2 separate regions of the Homo sapiens genome follow, and region 1 is linked to region 2. A link is a loop called in an ENCODE intact Hi-C map of the cell type or tissue named here. Cell type or tissue: dorsolateral prefrontal cortex. All regions are shown on one strand. Each heading gives the region's core, and the rest is flanking DNA. Links, peaks and the distances in the headings are about the cores only.

What was found. Hi-C counts contacts between places; a loop is a spot of excess contacts. Peaks named below come from ENCODE experiments on the same cell type or tissue, not always from the same donor. Only the 100,000 strongest peaks of a DNase experiment are listed, where the experiment ranks them.
Region 1: it touches region 2 in a loop (7-fold over the local background); 2 of 110 quality-filtered maps call a loop at or near these places.

What each region holds. Positions count from the first base shown.
Region 1 is chr10:113,977,299-113,985,633 of GRCh38, forward strand. No RefSeq gene overlaps it. Among named protein-coding and RNA genes, the nearest start is that of ADRB1, 62 kb to the right of the region's middle. RefSeq lists enhancers at 5,949-6,028, 6,129-6,198. In dorsolateral prefrontal cortex, for the core only: CTCF peaks have their summits at 3,293 and 3,495; a DNase peak (open chromatin) is centred at 1,703; H3K4me3 peaks cover 803 bases; H3K27ac peaks cover 2,170 bases.
Region 2 is chr10:114,063,528-114,071,862 of GRCh38, forward strand. All of the region lies in intron 1 of LOC124902554 (a long non-coding RNA gene), which reads right to left. Among named protein-coding and RNA genes, the nearest start is that of ADRB1, 24 kb to the left of the region's middle. In dorsolateral prefrontal cortex, for the core only: no CTCF peak of the experiment used is centred there; DNase peaks (open chromatin) are centred at 998 and 3,564; H3K27ac peaks cover 3,382 bases.

The DNA of each region.
Region 1 (8,335 bases), core at 113-8,112, 86 kb before region 2:
GTAGATCCCTTTTCCAACACAATCAAGAGACAAACCAAAACACTTAGTCTCCTCTTCCATCCTTTACCTTAGTCAGCACAATGAGCCATCAATATTGGCTTTTGGATGATTCGAAGCAGTGCAAATTGAACATAGTCAAAAGCCCACTCCTTGGAATCTTGTCAATTGGCAATTTACCGAGATAGAAAACGAAGAACTTTCATCTCTCCTCGCTACACCAACTTCAACCTTGATGCAAGATTTTAACACTGTAGAATCCTTTCAGTTCAGCACTCTTGGGTCAGTAGGAGTCCAAAGCTATTTTCTGATCCTTGATCTGCCTGAAATATGCAAATAGGACCTTCCCTGGGATATGTGCCATGTGCTCAAAGTGGGAAAAGATGGGTTGAGATGAAGGAAGAGTCCCCTGGTAGGCGATGACCCAGTGACAAGAGAAAAGCAGTAGGCATCTGTGAGGGTGAAGGAGGGGAAGGAAGCCAATGCTACTGTCTCTTCTGGGTGCCACGGCAGAGGTTCAGGGGGACACATGTTATTTCTGCCCACCTCACTCCTCTTTCCCATTCTTCTGGGAATATTTTTTTCCTTTGGGGGTTCCCTCTTCCCAGCCACATGACCTAATCAATTTCAAGCCCCTTTCCCATCCTTTCTCTGGGCTTATAGGGTAGTTTAAATTTGGCTTCTATCACTTGCTCCCCAAAGAATTAGGAAGGTTCTACTTGGCTCTGTCTCTGAGATCGGGAACCACACACTTAAACAAAGGAAGCCTACGAGCCTTGTAAGTGGAGGGTCCCGATGGGGTTAATAAGAGATTGACTTCCTTATGGGGAGTGTCGAGCCCAGACTCATACCCTAGGTGTGAATGTGGGGCTGTGCAGGCCTTCTTGGCTGCATGTGGACCTAAGAGAACAAGTTGCACTAGACTACTCTATTTAAGAGCTACTTTGATTGAAAGAACAAACCAAATAATAATGATGGTAATTATAACTTATTTCCCTCACTAAGTTATATCTTTTTATGAAGGCCACTTGGAAACAAGAATCTCCCCTTTGTATGCACATGGAAATGAGACACCTGAGAAGTGTGCTCACCATGGGTCACAGCTTGTGGCATTTCCCCGTTCGCTGCCTTTAAGGCTCTCAAAAGAACAGAGTGCTTACATTTTTCCTTGTTTGTCTCAATTCCTTTATCAGTGGTTTCCTTTCAATTCTATTTTTTTTAAAAAAAAGCCTTTTGATTTTCTTCATATAGCCTTAAAGAGATCAGTAAATTTCAAACCCACTTTGCAGCTTTGCTGACTACTAAGTTTCTACTCTTGCTGGTTGGGCCCCACCTGGCAGGGGCTTCCAGGCGACTTTCTTTCTCGGGCTGCACCAGGCATTTTCACGTGGACAAAATGTGAAAAGCGAGGCCCACGGGAAGCCACGCAAACACTGTGACACACTGTCTTGCAAAATCTCTCGTGACCTAGTGGAGTGAAAAGTCCAAGTTCATTTTATCCAGCTTGAAAAAGCCCAGTGGTCAGGGACAGTGACCCACTGTGCTCTGGACAGCCCTGCATGTGACTGGTGAAAGCTCCCTTCTGTAAGAGCAGTGGGGACGGCCAGGGGAAATGCTCGTCTGGCCTCCTGGGTAACTCAGCCTGTGTCCCTCGCCGGGTTGCTGGGCTGAGCCGGAAGTCCAAGAGGGAGCCTTTTCCAGCTCTGGCCGCCAGGCCACATGGGACATGCAAAGCCATTCCAATGCTCCATGAAAGAGCATAGAGCAGCCATTGTCATGTAAAATTAGCCTGGGCAAAACCCCAGAGAACATAGCATTGGATGCCATCCGGCTCACCCTGAACAAGGGCATGTGAGAGATAAAGACTGTTCCAGCGCCTGCTTTTGGTCATCAGCGTTTTCCCAATTCCTCACTGTCCATCTGCTACTTTTCATCTCCCTCCTGCCCTGAATTCATTGATCACCACTTTGCTTCCCAGCAGATGAGATCCAGGAGACGGAAGTCTCCTCGTAGCCGCAGAGGAAAGGGAGAATCCAAGGAATGAATCCACTGGCCTTATGTTTGCCAAAGCTCCATTAAAACTGCACTCCCATTTAGCAAACTGATTTTTGGCTCTTCTTCCCGACTTGCTTCTCTCCATCAAATGTCTACTTTGCCTAAGATCACCCTCAGGCCTGATAACCCAGAATTAGGGCACGGTCTGGTGTCCCCTGAGGCCTTTTATTAAAAGCCAAGGCTGCTGACATTCTGCATAATACCTCCCCCAAAGAAGGCTTCGGCTTTCTCTCCATGCCTATGAAAAGCTCAGAGCTTGCCAATAGCGAATTGTTCTGACCCACTAGAGCCAGCCAGAGCCAGGGCAAATTTTCTGTAGGCCTCTCATCAATTACCATTTATTTTCCAGGCTGGACACTCCTTGTGGAGCAAGGCAGGAAGCTGAACTGTGCTCAGAGACGATCCTGGCAGTGAAAACGCCAGAGTACTAAATGAAAAACCGATTTTCCAACTTCTCCAAGAAGTGGGCCTCACAGGCCACCGTAAGGATTGATTTGAATATTGTCATTTCTTGACACCCCAGGCTGAATTTTCCAGGACACAAAGGTATAAGGTGTTCCATCTACTTGATCATTTTTATGGCCCATGGGGAGGTAGAAGGGAACAAGTAATTGGATGCACCAAGCTATAGAACAAACGAAACTGTAAAATCTTTGCCATCAAGTCCTGGGTCAAAGTGACTGGCTCTTAGATATGCAAGAAATCTGGCCTTTCTCAGAATAACAAACGGGAATGGAGCCTCCAGCAATAAGTCAAAAAGTGAGTCTTTCCTGGGCTTCAAGGAGCAGACAGTGTTTCCCATTAACCATCCAATATTGAAGAAAAAGAGCCACCTAAGAAATTAATTTTGGGTTACAAACTAGCGAGAACTATTGGTAGGAAATAAATCAAAACAGGCATACTGGTTGTGCTGCAGTGATAGGGTTGGTGGTGGGTATTTTTTTCTCTCTTTTCCTAACTTCCTGTATAGTATAATCATTTATATTATTTTTTTTAGTATTTTCAGAAAGCTTCTCTCCCTTTTATAGCGTGCATGCCACCCAAATACCTAGTTCAAAAGTTTGGCACTTATTCTGAATGCCTTTCTTGGTTTCCCCTTAAATATCTCAATTCATGCCTCACGTTGTCCCTGTCTCCACCTCTCTGTTCTAGTGGAGGCACTTGGTGCCATTTCACTCCTCTTTCTGGTCATTGACATCCTTTCCAAATGGCTTCCCAGTTGCTGGTCTCACTCATTGTCCTGCTCATCCTCCACCCACAGCCAGAGGGAGCTTTCCAAAATACAAAGGTGGTAGTGCCACATTCCTGTTTACCCTCTTCAATGCTCATCACTGCCCCAAAAGACAATATCAATTCGTTTCCATACCCAGGACTTTCCAAACCCCAACCTGCCATGTTCTTCAACCCCATCCTTCCCTCTGCAACCACTCTCCCCAGTTTCCCTCCAGATCCTTTCTCTCCAGAAATACTCAGCTTCTTGCAGTTTCCTCACCCACCTATCCATCCTCCACCCTCATAGCTTATTCCAGCCACAGGCCTTCATGTAACATTCCCTTTGCCTGAAATGCCCCTCCACCCACCACCACCCACCCACCATTGAGGAGCTGCTGGGCCACCTCCTGGGCCTCCATAAAGTTCAAGCATAGCACGCTTCCCACCCAAGCAGGAGCCAATGGCCACATACTTTGTTCTTCACTGACCCTGTCCTTGTGATAGCACACAGCTGTGGAGCTGGGAATCCACATTTTTGTCTCTCTCAGTAGACTGTGCACTCCAAGAGGACAGACCCAATTTGATCATTGCTGTACCCTCAGTGCCTGGCTTTGATAGTGCTTGGCACAGAGAGAAGCTTTAATGAATATTTGTTGATTTACTGAAAGGATGAGGGTAAATCAAGGAATGAAAATGTGACTTCTGGCCATCCTTGTGACCATATTTAAAATGGTATCATCTAAAGTACTCAAGAAAAAGCAAGTCACATCGAGTGTCTATTGGTTCCCCCTTTTGGCTTTTTGTCTCTCTCACTGCTTTACCCTTTCCAGGCCCCAAACAAGTGTCTACAAGGAAAGTATAAAGCAGTACCTACCAGAATTTGTTGTGTCTTAGTGCAGCTGTGCTTAGGACTTCATTGGCAAAGGATTATGGGTGACATAATGGTGGGGCCTACATATTACAGTGTGGTTCAGTGGCAAAGGATTATGAGTGGCATAATGGTGGGGCCAGTGTATTACAATGTAGTTCAGTGGCAAAGGATTATGGGTGACACAATGGTGTGGCCTGTATAATATTACAGTGTAGTTTAGTAGCAAAGGATTATGGGTGACACAATGGTGGGGCCTACGTATTACAGTGTAGTTCAGTGGCAAAGGATTATGAGTGACACAATGGTGGGGCCTATGTATTACAGTGTGGTTCAGTGGCAAAGGATTCTGGTGTCAACACTGTATTACAGGAAGGTCCAGGTTTTGAAAAGGAGGATATTCCTAATAGAAATATCTGCTGCAATTACAGGTACCCTACCTCAGTCTCCTCTTTGTGCATTACAGATCATTAACTATTTGACAGAGGATAAGGCAAACATACAGAGAAACCCAAAGCCAAAGTCGTGGAAGCCACTGTGAAATGAAGATTAGCTAGAAAGGAAGATAAAATATCCCTGAAATTCTAATGTAAATCCATGGGAAAGAAAAGTTTGTTAACACACTGCTGAAAAGTCCATAGTCTGGGTTCTAGCCCATCTAGCCATTAGTTGTGTGACCTTGGACAAGCCATCTAAACTTTTAGAACCTTAGTTTCTGCAGTGTAAAATGAAGAGGGGATTGAAGTTGGTGTCCTATGAAAAGATGTGAAATTGTTTCAGAACACTAAAAATCTGTTCACAATACAACAGTAAGAACCCAGGCCATGGCGAGAGAAGTGGGTTCAAGTCCTGGAACTGCGGCTGTGTTTCACTTGTATGTCCTTGGGCAGACTTTCTAAGCTCTTTGAGCTTCAGTTTCCTAATCTGAAGATTGGGGCTTATGCCATGGAACTTCTAGAGCAGTTGGGAGGAATAGGAAGTAGTGTATATGTAGTGAAGTTAGCTCTGATTATTGTTGGGTTTTGAGGCCACACAGCATAGTAGTTAGGAGTTTGGACCCACCTGGTTTGAAACCCCAGCTGTGCTGTATGACCTTGGGCAGGCTACTTACTTTCTCTGCACCTCTATTTTTTCCTGTGACAGATGGAGAGAATGGTTTTACCTACCTCAAAGAATTATTAAGGGGATTCAATAAGATAAATATAATAAATAAGTGTGAAGATATTGCTCAGGATCTGGCTGGCAATGCTTTTGCCTTTTCACTGCCTGAACTGAGTCCACAGGACCAGGTGCTCCAGCCCCTCCCACTCTGGCTCCTTCTTGGCTCAGCCCCCTGAAGTCAGAAGGGCCCTTCCTTCCCATCCTTTCAGAAGGAAGAGAGAAGAGGAAGGCAAGGTCCCAGTGACAGGGGAAGGGCCCAAGATGACCTTGGAGGCACAGAGAAAGCTGCCTGGAACTCAACTGCCCTCAGAGCCCACTGGTTCACCCCCCCTCACCTCTCTTGGTTTCTGAAGCTTAAAATAGCCTGAACCGGTGTGGCCACATTTCACTGTGCCACTCGGAGAGAACCCCTAGGGTGTTTTCAAAGCTAGTGCTGAGCTCCTCGGGGCAGGCTCCAGCTATAAGTTATTCATACACACCCTAGCTCCACCAGGTCTGCTGCAAAAATGTGTTCTGAGCGCTTTTCTGCTAAGGCCCCATCTACAGGCAGCTCCACTTGCTGGGAGGGGTCAGATCAGTCAGCTACTTTATTTAATAAAGAGGGATTCTGAAACCCTTCCGTGGCTGCTAGGAGTGCTGCTGACCAGAGCAAAGCGACCACAGGTTCTAAGCAGAGGCAGGGGCTGCATGGTGGGGAAAGGCATAGCCTGGGAGTCAGGCAATTGGTGTTCTAGATCCACCTCCGCCCACACCGTTAGATGATCTGAAATAAGTCACCTCCCCTCTCTTTGCCTCTGTAGGTCTCTCAAACTGGTTCTGTCCTCTGCTACGTACTAGTCTCATTCTTAGACCTTATATGATGTCAAGATGGCTTCCAGCAGCTCCAAACCTACTTCCTCTCATGTTCACATCCAGCAGGAAACAAAGAGGGCTTCCCTTCCCCTCGTTAGCCAGACCAAAGTCCTGCCCTGACCCCTGTAGCTTGAGTTGGGCTATGTGCCCATCTAGGGTAGGGGACATGGTGAGCTGGCCCACAGAGCCCACTCTGACCTCCTTCTGGGGCTTCCGTATACTGCAAAGGCTGGAAAACTGAAATATACATCCACAGCCTCCCTCTAAGCTGGGGTTCTGCAAGCACATCAGGTCCCAGCCACAGGATGTGGTAGGGTGAGATTTGAAAGACAGCCGTGAGAGAGGCACTCTTTTCTTGCTGTGGCTCCTGGCCCAGGACGGTTGTTTCAGTGTCCAGTCTCTAGCTTCTCAGATGTTGAAAAGCTTCAGAACCCTAGCCTGTAGCAACTGGATGTATTCTTGAATACAGGGGTTCTAGTGGGGGCCTCCTCACTCTCTGCCTTCTTGTTTGATCACTGGTGGGCAATGGGCATCTTTCAGGAAACCCAGCCAGAGCCTGCTCCTTCAGTCCTTCCAGTGATTTCATGAGCACCTGTTGCTTTGTGTTGAATACCTTTCTGATTAAAAACTGCCAGAGTAATTCCTTGTATCTGACTGCTGGCCAAGGCACCATCCCTGAACCAGTCACTGGGCCAGAGAGAGAGGAATGTGCTGATTGCCTAGAATTTGACATATACACCCGTCTCCGGGGTCTGTGTTGATCATCTCTGCCAACAGATACAGACCAAGAAAGAGAAGAGTTTCCTGAAATTACTATTACTTTAATATTGCTAAATTGCTTTAATAATTAAATTACAATGATTAAAATGGGGAATTGAAATTGGGCAACCAAAATCAGCAAATTCCCACTACCTATCCCAACCCAGATCTCACGGTGGGGAGCTCTAGAAGGCAGATAAATGGAATAGCCGCAGACATGAAGATTTTGTCCAGGTCAAACTTACGATGCAGCAGACATTGATGGTGCCACACCCAGATACCACCAATCTCCCTCGTGTGCCCAACACCTGGTTTCTTGAGGAAAACTCTCCTGGGTGACCCGAGCCACTTTGCCCATGCTCATAGACAGCTGGTGGGGGTGGGCGCCTGGAAGCTCACCTTGCCCAGGTTGACCCTTAACCAATGACTGACCACAGCCTGGGGCTGAAAGGCCAGCTCCCCTGCCTCAAGTACGAACTGACTCTAAGGTTTAATTTACATTCCAGAGCTCCCCTGTGGGGTTGAGCCTAGGTTGAGACTTGGCTGGAGATGGAACCTGTGCTTAGCTTCTTCCCCTTCCTTATCCTGCTCCCCAAGCTCCTAGAGGATTTTCTGCATCAATCATTAGCACAGGAATCCTCTTCTCAGCGTCTTCTCCAAGGAACCCAGCCATATTGAAATGGCCAGAATCATTCAACAGCTTGGCATGAAAATGATCAGTTTTCAGCCAGCGAAAACTCTGACCTCTACTCTGCCTCACTTGGAACATGACATTGTCAATGTTGAAGTGAGTCTTGCTTCCCAGCTAAGATTCAGGCTGTAAAATAGGTTCCTTCTTTTTAGAAGAGACCATTCCTTGGGGATCTTCTATAATTCTTTCTTTGTCCTTCAGCCAAGATTGGAGCCTTGCAAACCTAAGACAGCATCAATTAATCTTGTTTTTATTTTCACTGCTCCTTGATTAGAAAATGTTAACGATCAGAGGTAACCCCAAGTTCCTTAATAAATATTTGAATAAGGAACGTCTTTCCTTTCATTAGCTTGAGAAAAAGGTCGCTCTGGTCTTTGTATTTTAATACTGAACTTTTTTTTTTTTTTTTTTGTAGAAATCAGAAGGGAGTAGAAGAAACTTAAGTGTCTTTTTCTTTTTCTGAAAAGTAAGCAAGTTCATTGCACCACTAGCAGATACATAAAGGCTAAAGCCTGACCTCACAGGGCCCAAGAACAATTCCTGACCCCAGCCAAGATGAACACTGGGAATTTCCTTCTTAAGCAGCGGTTCAAGTGTCCAAATCAGTAAACGTCTTTGTCTTGGCGCCATGCAACCCACAGTCTCGCTACCTCCTACTGGGAGGGCCCATTACTGGGGAGATGGTTATATTGTAAGAAAACCTCTGTTTGCCAAATTGGAGGGTTGGGTAATTACAATTC
Region 2 (8,335 bases), core at 127-8,126:
GACGGCAAGAGAAGGCCATCAACTTCAAAATGGGAGACAGGTGGAGGAGCAGTTTGGGGAAGTTCACAGTAAACGGATGTGTGGTTTAAGACTCTTGCATCTGTGGGGATGCGGGGAGAGATGGCCACCAAGCACCTAGGAAAATAGATTTGTGCCTCAGGGAAGGGTTAGAGAACAAGGGACTTGTTGGAGGGACTTTTCACTTTTAACTTCAGGTTAGAAGTTAAATGCGAAAACGATCTAATACACCAAAAACACCCCAAAATAAGTAGGAAAATAACGATGAGGAGAAGACAAATGATGGGGAAGAGAACAGTCATTTCTACAGTTTTCCTTGGGCTGGTTTTCAAAATGACAAGTCTTTTTTACATGTTGAAGGATAAATATCTCTTTTGGATAGCCAATTTAGACATCATATGAATATAATAATGGCCTCATTGTCTCTAACTCAACACTGCCATGATGCCCTGAGTAATTGTAAATGCTCAAGATGCACAAAGATGCAAGATCCAAGGATACATCTGCATACGTCCACTGAAGATCACATTTTAAACCTTAATAGCTTAATAACAGATAAGAAAAATACAGATTCCAGTATTATTAAATATGTATGCATGTGTATCCATATAAGTGGTGTGTGTGTGTGAGTGGTGTATGTGTGTGTGTTCACATTCTTTCTCCTCCTAGGAAAAGATGATGCATTAGCTCAGGTGAGTTGCCCAGAAATAGCTAGGAAAAGGTCATGCTCTCCTTCTTCAGAGTTTCAGCCTGTTGTCCTCATATGCCCAATTTATGCAGGACTTTCCCCTACATCATCGAAAGAATGTGTTTGGCACCAGGGCCTTGGTATCAAGCAGACAACATATTTCTTACTTTAGAAGTGCAACTGGTAGAATAAAGAGCCTGAGAACCGGAACTGCTGCCAGAAATAGCAGGGCAAATTCACCCACTTCCAAGAAGGTCACTCAGTCTCAGAACAGGGTACAGGCAGATCGAAGCAAATTCTTGGCACCGCCTCTGCCATATCTGCCTGTTGCATAATGGACGGCCCTTAGTTCTCTTGATTGAGAGCACTGGTGTTGACCTGGCATTTTCTGTTGCTCTCTGTTATATCACTTTCCAGTCCATGTCAAAACAATCACTATTGTCAGTGACCTTCCCTAATAACTCAGTCTCTCTTCTGTATTTAACAGCTGCCTGTTGAGAATCCTATTTTTAACAAACAATTATAACCTAAGAGCTGTCATCTGTCAGGTTTTAAATGTTTGTTAAAAATAGGAGTCCCAGACATGTAGCCATTAGGCAACAGAAAGCCATAAACAATGGGAAGAGCAAGCAACAGCAGGAGACGTTAATCACATCTGAACTCATTACTAAACCTCCACTTTGGAAGGGCCATAGTCAGTGGCAAATCAGGCAGAGTTGGAGGGTGATTGCTGTTAACAGAAGCAGTTCTACTGACCTTCAGGAAATTATGTCCTGTGGACATCCTGCTCACATTAATAAATGAGAGCAATGCTCTTTTGGTGGAGGGGGAGGACCTGTCCTAGAGTAGGAATTGGAAAAATAAGATAACGTCTCAAGAATGATGCATAACTCAGGAGAGTGCTTTGAAACCATAGCTAATTTTTCCTCTTTTATTTAGCACCACCCAAACTGCTTTTAGGCATTACATCACTTGACCTAAGAGAACACTGTGAGGCAAGTACTGTGTTGTCACATTTTACTGATGAGGAAACTGAGGCTTAAAGAAGGTCAAATAACTTGCCCAAGAAGACAGAGCTGGGAAATGGCTGTATAGGACTTCAGGAACCCAGGCACTTTCCATAGAGCCCACCCTCTTAACCACTCCATTCTTTCTCCTACCTGTGACACGAAATGCCCTTTTACGAAAACTGAAGCAGAAGCACCACCTCTCCACCCCACTGCTAGACTCTCTGATTCAAGCCACACTTGGCCAGGAGGGTGGTGGCAGCCTGGGTTCTGGTCAAGACAGAGCTCTCTAAATCATCCTCCAGTTGGGGAGTGAAGGTTGCAATTTGTTCCGTGGCCTCATTCTGTCTGATTCAACACTCTGCCACGATGCCCTGAGTAAATTGTCAATGCTCAAGATGCACAAAGATGCAAGATCCAAGGATACATCTGTGTATACGTCCACCAAAGGTCATATTTTTAACTTTAATAGCTTGTTTTTACCCAGGCCCGTGACTCCTTTTCTTTTCTCATGCATGATAGAATATGTGCTTTTCTTCCTGAGCTATACCCTACCCATTTCCTTGGTCTTACCTTCATAGTATTTTTCCACTATTTCCTTTGATTTAGGGAAATTCAAATTTTCAAATCTACAGAGCCCTAGGACATGGGAGACTATTAAGTTCACTAGAGCAGAAGATCTTTAAATAGTAGCCCCTGGTAAATTGGATTCTGCATCATTAATAATCACCTGGAGGACAGAGGAAGAGAGTCCCTCTAATTGACAATCACTCAGAAATGAATATAAAACATCTCTGAAATGCTAATTGTTAAGTGTTTATTGAGGCCCATCATATGCCTTTGCTGAATACTAAAGTACCAAAACATTTCCAAAGAACTTACAGTCTGATTGTACTCCAAAGAATAGAGGTAAATATGATATTATATTATATGTAATCAAGTGTGAAAATGTGCACAATATGGTTCAATTGATGGAAGTATGTTGTATAATCATGTTTTGGTCACACACCTACAATATCAAGTGAGCTACTATTTTCTCAGTTAAAATTCAAAGTCCATAATTTTCTGTGAGAAGCTGTGACATCACAATAAAGACACTGATCAGGATTTTTTTCTTTCTGGCATTTAGATTTTTTTTTTATTTGAAGCTCTTTTAATATCTTTGAAATATTTAATAAGAAATGCAGTTACTATTAAATATGCAGTTATTAGCCACAGATAGTACTTCTCATTGTAAATAAAAGTTATTTTCCCAGCACCTACTCGCTCCTTAAATGTTATTTCAAAAATGCATTCTGTGTGATGATACTGTTCTTAGGATTTCACTTTTGGAATCCAAATAACAATAACGTTCCCTTTCTCCCCGTGAAATGCATCTGTTCGGAGCCCTGATGACACAGAAAGAATTCTCAAGGTCTCCTGGAGAAAATACTTCATCAACTTGATGGCCAACATGAGATTTTGAAGAAGGGAAGACAAGTGCAACCGGCTGAGGACGGTGCACAGAGGCCTTCTAAATTCTTCTGCAGTTTGTAGTGCTACAGATAAGTTTTTCCATGGAGCAGTCCAACCTCAGTTGCTGCAAGACCTGTTTTTTCTGTGTGTGTGTTTTTTTTAAACAAGTCAGTAAACTAACTGGAACTTCTGTCAAGTCTTGTGGCTCTGTATAAATGGGTGCAGATTTAACTTGACACATTAATTTCTTTCTAGAAAACAATTTATATTCATAGAATCATGGAATCCCAGAGAGGGAAGGGCCTTCACAGTCAGCCTGTCCAAACATCAATCTCGCGCTTGCATTGTTCACTTCAAAAGCAGTCTGTGTTCCAGAGCAGCTGCGCTCAGGCCCCGGAGGCTGGTATTTTGCATGTCCTCTGTCCCGTCGGGGCCGTTCAGGATGAACATCACTTGTTGGTGATTATTTTTGCTGGGTGGTATGGACAGATTCTGAGTGATAGGTTGGTAGTTTGTGAGGATTAGAGATTTTGAAAAACGCTATTTATAAAGAGAGATGCCAGTGTTATTATTTTCATCTCTGTGTGAGGAGTCCGAGGCCTAGAAAGACCAAATGGGCAGAGCTTGAATGCAGGCCAGGGAGGCTCCAAAGCCTACGCTCTGATGCTCTTTCTGCCAAACCACACTACTGGGATATTTTAACAAACCCGAGAAAGAATGAGGGAAAATAACTTTTTTTTTTTTTTTTTTTGAGACAGAGTTTCGCTCTTGTTGCCCAGGCTGGAGTGCAATGGCACAATCTTGGCTCTCCGTAACCTCTGCCTCCCGGGTTCAAGCGATTCTCCTGCCTCAGCCCCCTAAGTAGCTGGGATTACAGGCGCCTGCCACCACACCTGGCTAATTTTTTTGTAATTTTTGTAGAAACAGGGTTTCACCATGTTAGCCAGGCTGGTCTCGAACTCCTGACCTCAGGTGATCTGCCCACCTTGGCCTCCCCAAAGTGCTGGGATTACAGGCATGAGCCACCATGCCCAGCCTTTTTTTTGAGGCAGGGTCTCACTCTGTCACCTAGGCTGCAGTGCAGTGGAAGGATCTCAGCTTACTGCAGCCTCAACCTCCTGGGATCAAGCGATCCTCCCACCTCAGCCCCACCGAGTAGCTGGGACTACAGGTGTGTGCCACCATGCCCAGCTAATGTTTGTATTTTTTGTAGAGATGGAGTTTCGCCATGTTGCCCAGGCGGGTCTCAAACTCCCGGACTCAAGCAATCAACCCACCACTGCCCCGCAAAGTGCTGGGATTACAGGTGTGAGCTAAGGCAAAATGACTTTTTAAAAAATAGATTAAAATGTATTGGTAGCATGGAGAACTAGAAACTGATTTTGGGGGGCGGGGGGTCACCCAGTAGCTACAGATATCTACCTCCCCTGCCCTGTATTTCTACATTTTTCTTTTCTCTATAGAAAAGTCTATACTTTAAAAAATTCCAGCATGTAGTTTCATTTTCAGTTTCCCCTAAATGTATGCAGATTTGACAGATCCCTTTGCCAGCCACCCATGAAATCAGATGAGTAATTTCAAATTGCAGGGCTGGAAAAATGACCAGCACAGAATAAAGACATCAGCTGGCAGCCGCAAAAGACAGATCTCAAAAATGAGGAGCAGTAGCTGAGAGGCTAAGAGAATCTGTCCTAGCCACAAGAGCTTGGAAAACAGAGGAAGTTGAATCAGGTAGATTGCTGTGAGTGGGAGACTAGGGAGGAATTAAATCTTGGAGTGCCCAATAACTGTTTGGTGTCAGCTCTTGACAGAACGCAAGCTCCCACATGCCCGGTGACCAAGCAAATTAAGACAGTCCTGGCTCAGGCTGCCGACAGGAACAAGAGAGAGAAATCTGATGTCAGAATAAAGGCCTCATTGGCAAATTAAGCTGAATCAAGGTGAAACGACAGCATGGCAGAAACTTACTTGTAATTTGCCTGCCTTTAGTCTATACTCCCAAATCTTACACATGTGCAGTAAAATATTTTTTCACTAGGAACTGTTATGCTGATTTTATAGAAAACACATGGAAGACAGATCCCCAAAGAGGGAGAAGAAACATGACAGTGATGAAAAGAAAACAAGGTCCGTGGCTGGTGACAACCAGACGTTACCAACAGCAGCATCAGGAGGTTTCTGTTCGATGGATGGTTCATTTTCATCCAAGAATTAAACAAAGGAACATCAGATTTTATTTTTGAACATTGGAGTTTATGATTGTTTCCTTCCAATAACAGCTACTTCATTCATGGTTCCACCCATCCATCATTTGGTTCTGTTGAACTCAACTAGGTTTTCCTTTTCCTTAACATTTTACATTTTGTTAAACAGAAAAGTGAAGAGAACAGAAAAGTAACCATAATTAGAAACAGATATCTATATACCTGCCACCTACTGGAGTTGATTAATATTGACATTTGGCCATATTCACTTCAGAGCTTTTAAATGTTTTTTGTTGTTGTTGTTGTTGTTTATGTTTTTGTTGTTGTTGTTGTTATTTTAGTTTGTTGAGATGGAGTCTGTCTCTGTCGCCCAGGCTGGAACCAGTGGCATGATCTCGGCTCACTGCAACCTCTGCCTCCCGGGTTCAAGCAATTCTCTTACCTCAGCCTCCCGAGTAGCTGGGACTACAGGCATGTGCCACCACGCCCGGCTAATTTTTGTATTTTTAGTAGAGACGGGGTTTCACCGTATTGGCCAGGCTGGTCTCGAACTCCTGACCTCATGATGTACCCGCCTTAGCCTCCCAAAGTGCTGGGATTACAGGCATGAGCCACCACGCCCGGCCCTAAATGTATTTTAAAAAATAAAGACAAGTTGAAGCTCCTTGGTTTCTTACCCTGTACTAGTCTCCTTTTTTCCTCCCCAGAGCCAGTCTCTATCATGAATTCAGTAGGTTTCCTTTACCAAGTTGTCATACCTGTTAATATATATATATATGTGTGTGTATATATGCACTATACACACATACACATGGATACATCATAGAATATTGTCTTGTTACTAATTTGTTTGTTTTTTTTTTTTGAGACAGGGTCTTGCTGTGTCCCCCGGGCTGGAGTGCAGTGGCTGGATCATCACTCACTCCAACCTCCACCTCCCCAGCTCAAGCGACCCTCCCACCCCAGCTTCCCAAGTCGCTGGGACTACAGGCACACACCCCCGACTGGCTAATTTTTTGTATCTTTTGTAGAGACAGGGTCTCACTATGTTGCCCAGGTTGATCTCAAACTTCTGAGCTCAAACCATCCACCCACCTTAGCCTCTCAAAGCTTTAGGATTACCGGTGTGAGCCACTGCACCTGGCTTTGTCTTATTATTTTTAAAATTAATTATTACTTTTAGCATATTGTAGATATTAATCCATAGCCACATCATAGTATAGGCATGAATCTACAACTTGCTATTTTTCAGCCAATCCATTTTGAAATCCATTTTTCTACATCATATGGAGACCACTAGTTTTGAGAACTTTAAAAAAGATGATTCCCACAGGGCAAATGTTCCTATTAGGTAATAAAAGATTCAGGTGATGAGTATTATGGACAAAAGGAAGACATTAACTGCACCTCACAGAGTATCATGAGGATCTCTGATTGATCAAATTAAAAAATCAAATTAAGAAGCACAACATTTTTTAAAATTGCAGTGAGTACTAATCAGCCTTGATATGTTTGTTATGGAGCTATTTTATTGAAATAAAAGTGCTTTGAAGATGAAAAGCACATTTTTTTTCTTTCCCAGAATTAAATCATTTCATCCCTCCCTCAGGCTACAAAGTTCATTCAAGTAGAAAAAAGTAAATGCTCCAGTTCTTTTCTTTTTCTTTTTTTTTCTTTTGAGATGGAGTCTCACTCTGTCACCCAGGCTGGAGTGCAGTGGCACGATCTTGGCTCACTGCAACCTCCACCTTCCCAGTTCAAGCGATTCTCCTGCCTCAGCCTCCCAAGTAGTTGGGATTACAGGTGCCTGCCACGATGCAATTTTTGTATTTTTAGTAGAGACAGGGTTTCACCATGTTGGCCAGGCTAGTCTCGAACTCCTGACCTCAAGTGATCCGCCAGCCTTGGTAGTTCTTTTCTTATGGAGTTTCAGCTGACTTATATTAAGGCTTACTTGCTTTCTCTTTTCATTTCTGACCACAGTTTGTAACTTCCCTGCACTGAAAGATACTCTTTTTCCACCCCTTAAAGCATGCAAAGTAATGGTCGGAAGGGAGGGCTCATTAACGTTTTTCATTTTTTTCCTGTGGTTTCCTCTCATTATTTCATTGCCTAGGCAATATTTTTTAAAAGACCTCATGCTGGTGAACAGAAGTTGACATAAAAGAGCATAACAACTTTTTTGGAGTCTCAAGGTCTGTGATGTAAATACCCCAATTTGTTTTTCAAAGGTTTTCATAATCCATTGTATAAATACACATATTTACATAATTTCCAAAACATGTACTTTGCAGCCACAGTCCTTCCAGCATTATCTATTAATAAGGAGTCACATGTAGATGTGGATTTGCAAGCTTGAATTCCAACACATCACTTTATCATTTTCAAATTTCGTGAGCGCTGGAACTTAGTGGGCAGACTTCCCCATCTCACTTCAAGAAAACATCTGAAGGGTGTCATCCACTTTGGAGGGAACAAGACACCCCAGTTTCGATAAACTTGACCTCTGTGGGATTATACCAGAGAGGGAACTGCTCAAACTGAGCAGAGGGAATGGGTGTCTGTAGGCACTGAACTTTAAGCTTGTCCTTCTAAGGTAACATTTGCAATTCTTTCTATGATGCACTTTTTATTTTGTCCCCTAACTTCTGACGAAGGCCATGGGTATGTCAGTGGAAGTCAATAAAGGTGGCACATAGGTCATTGGAAAAATGGAGGGTATTTTCTATATTTGAGTGGTTTTCAGTGGGCTTCTTCCACCCTTGCTTGAGGCCGAGGAGCTTAGAGAGGATGGGAGGAGTTTAGAGGTGGGGACAGGGCTGCCAACAGTTTGAATTTTGCTTAACTTTGGCTGGTTGGAAGGCAGAGCACCCAAAGGAGACCTCTTTGGGTATTTCCAGATTCCCATCTGTGGCTGAAACCAAAGAACAAGGGTACCAGAGACCCTTTGGTCAAGTCCTCTG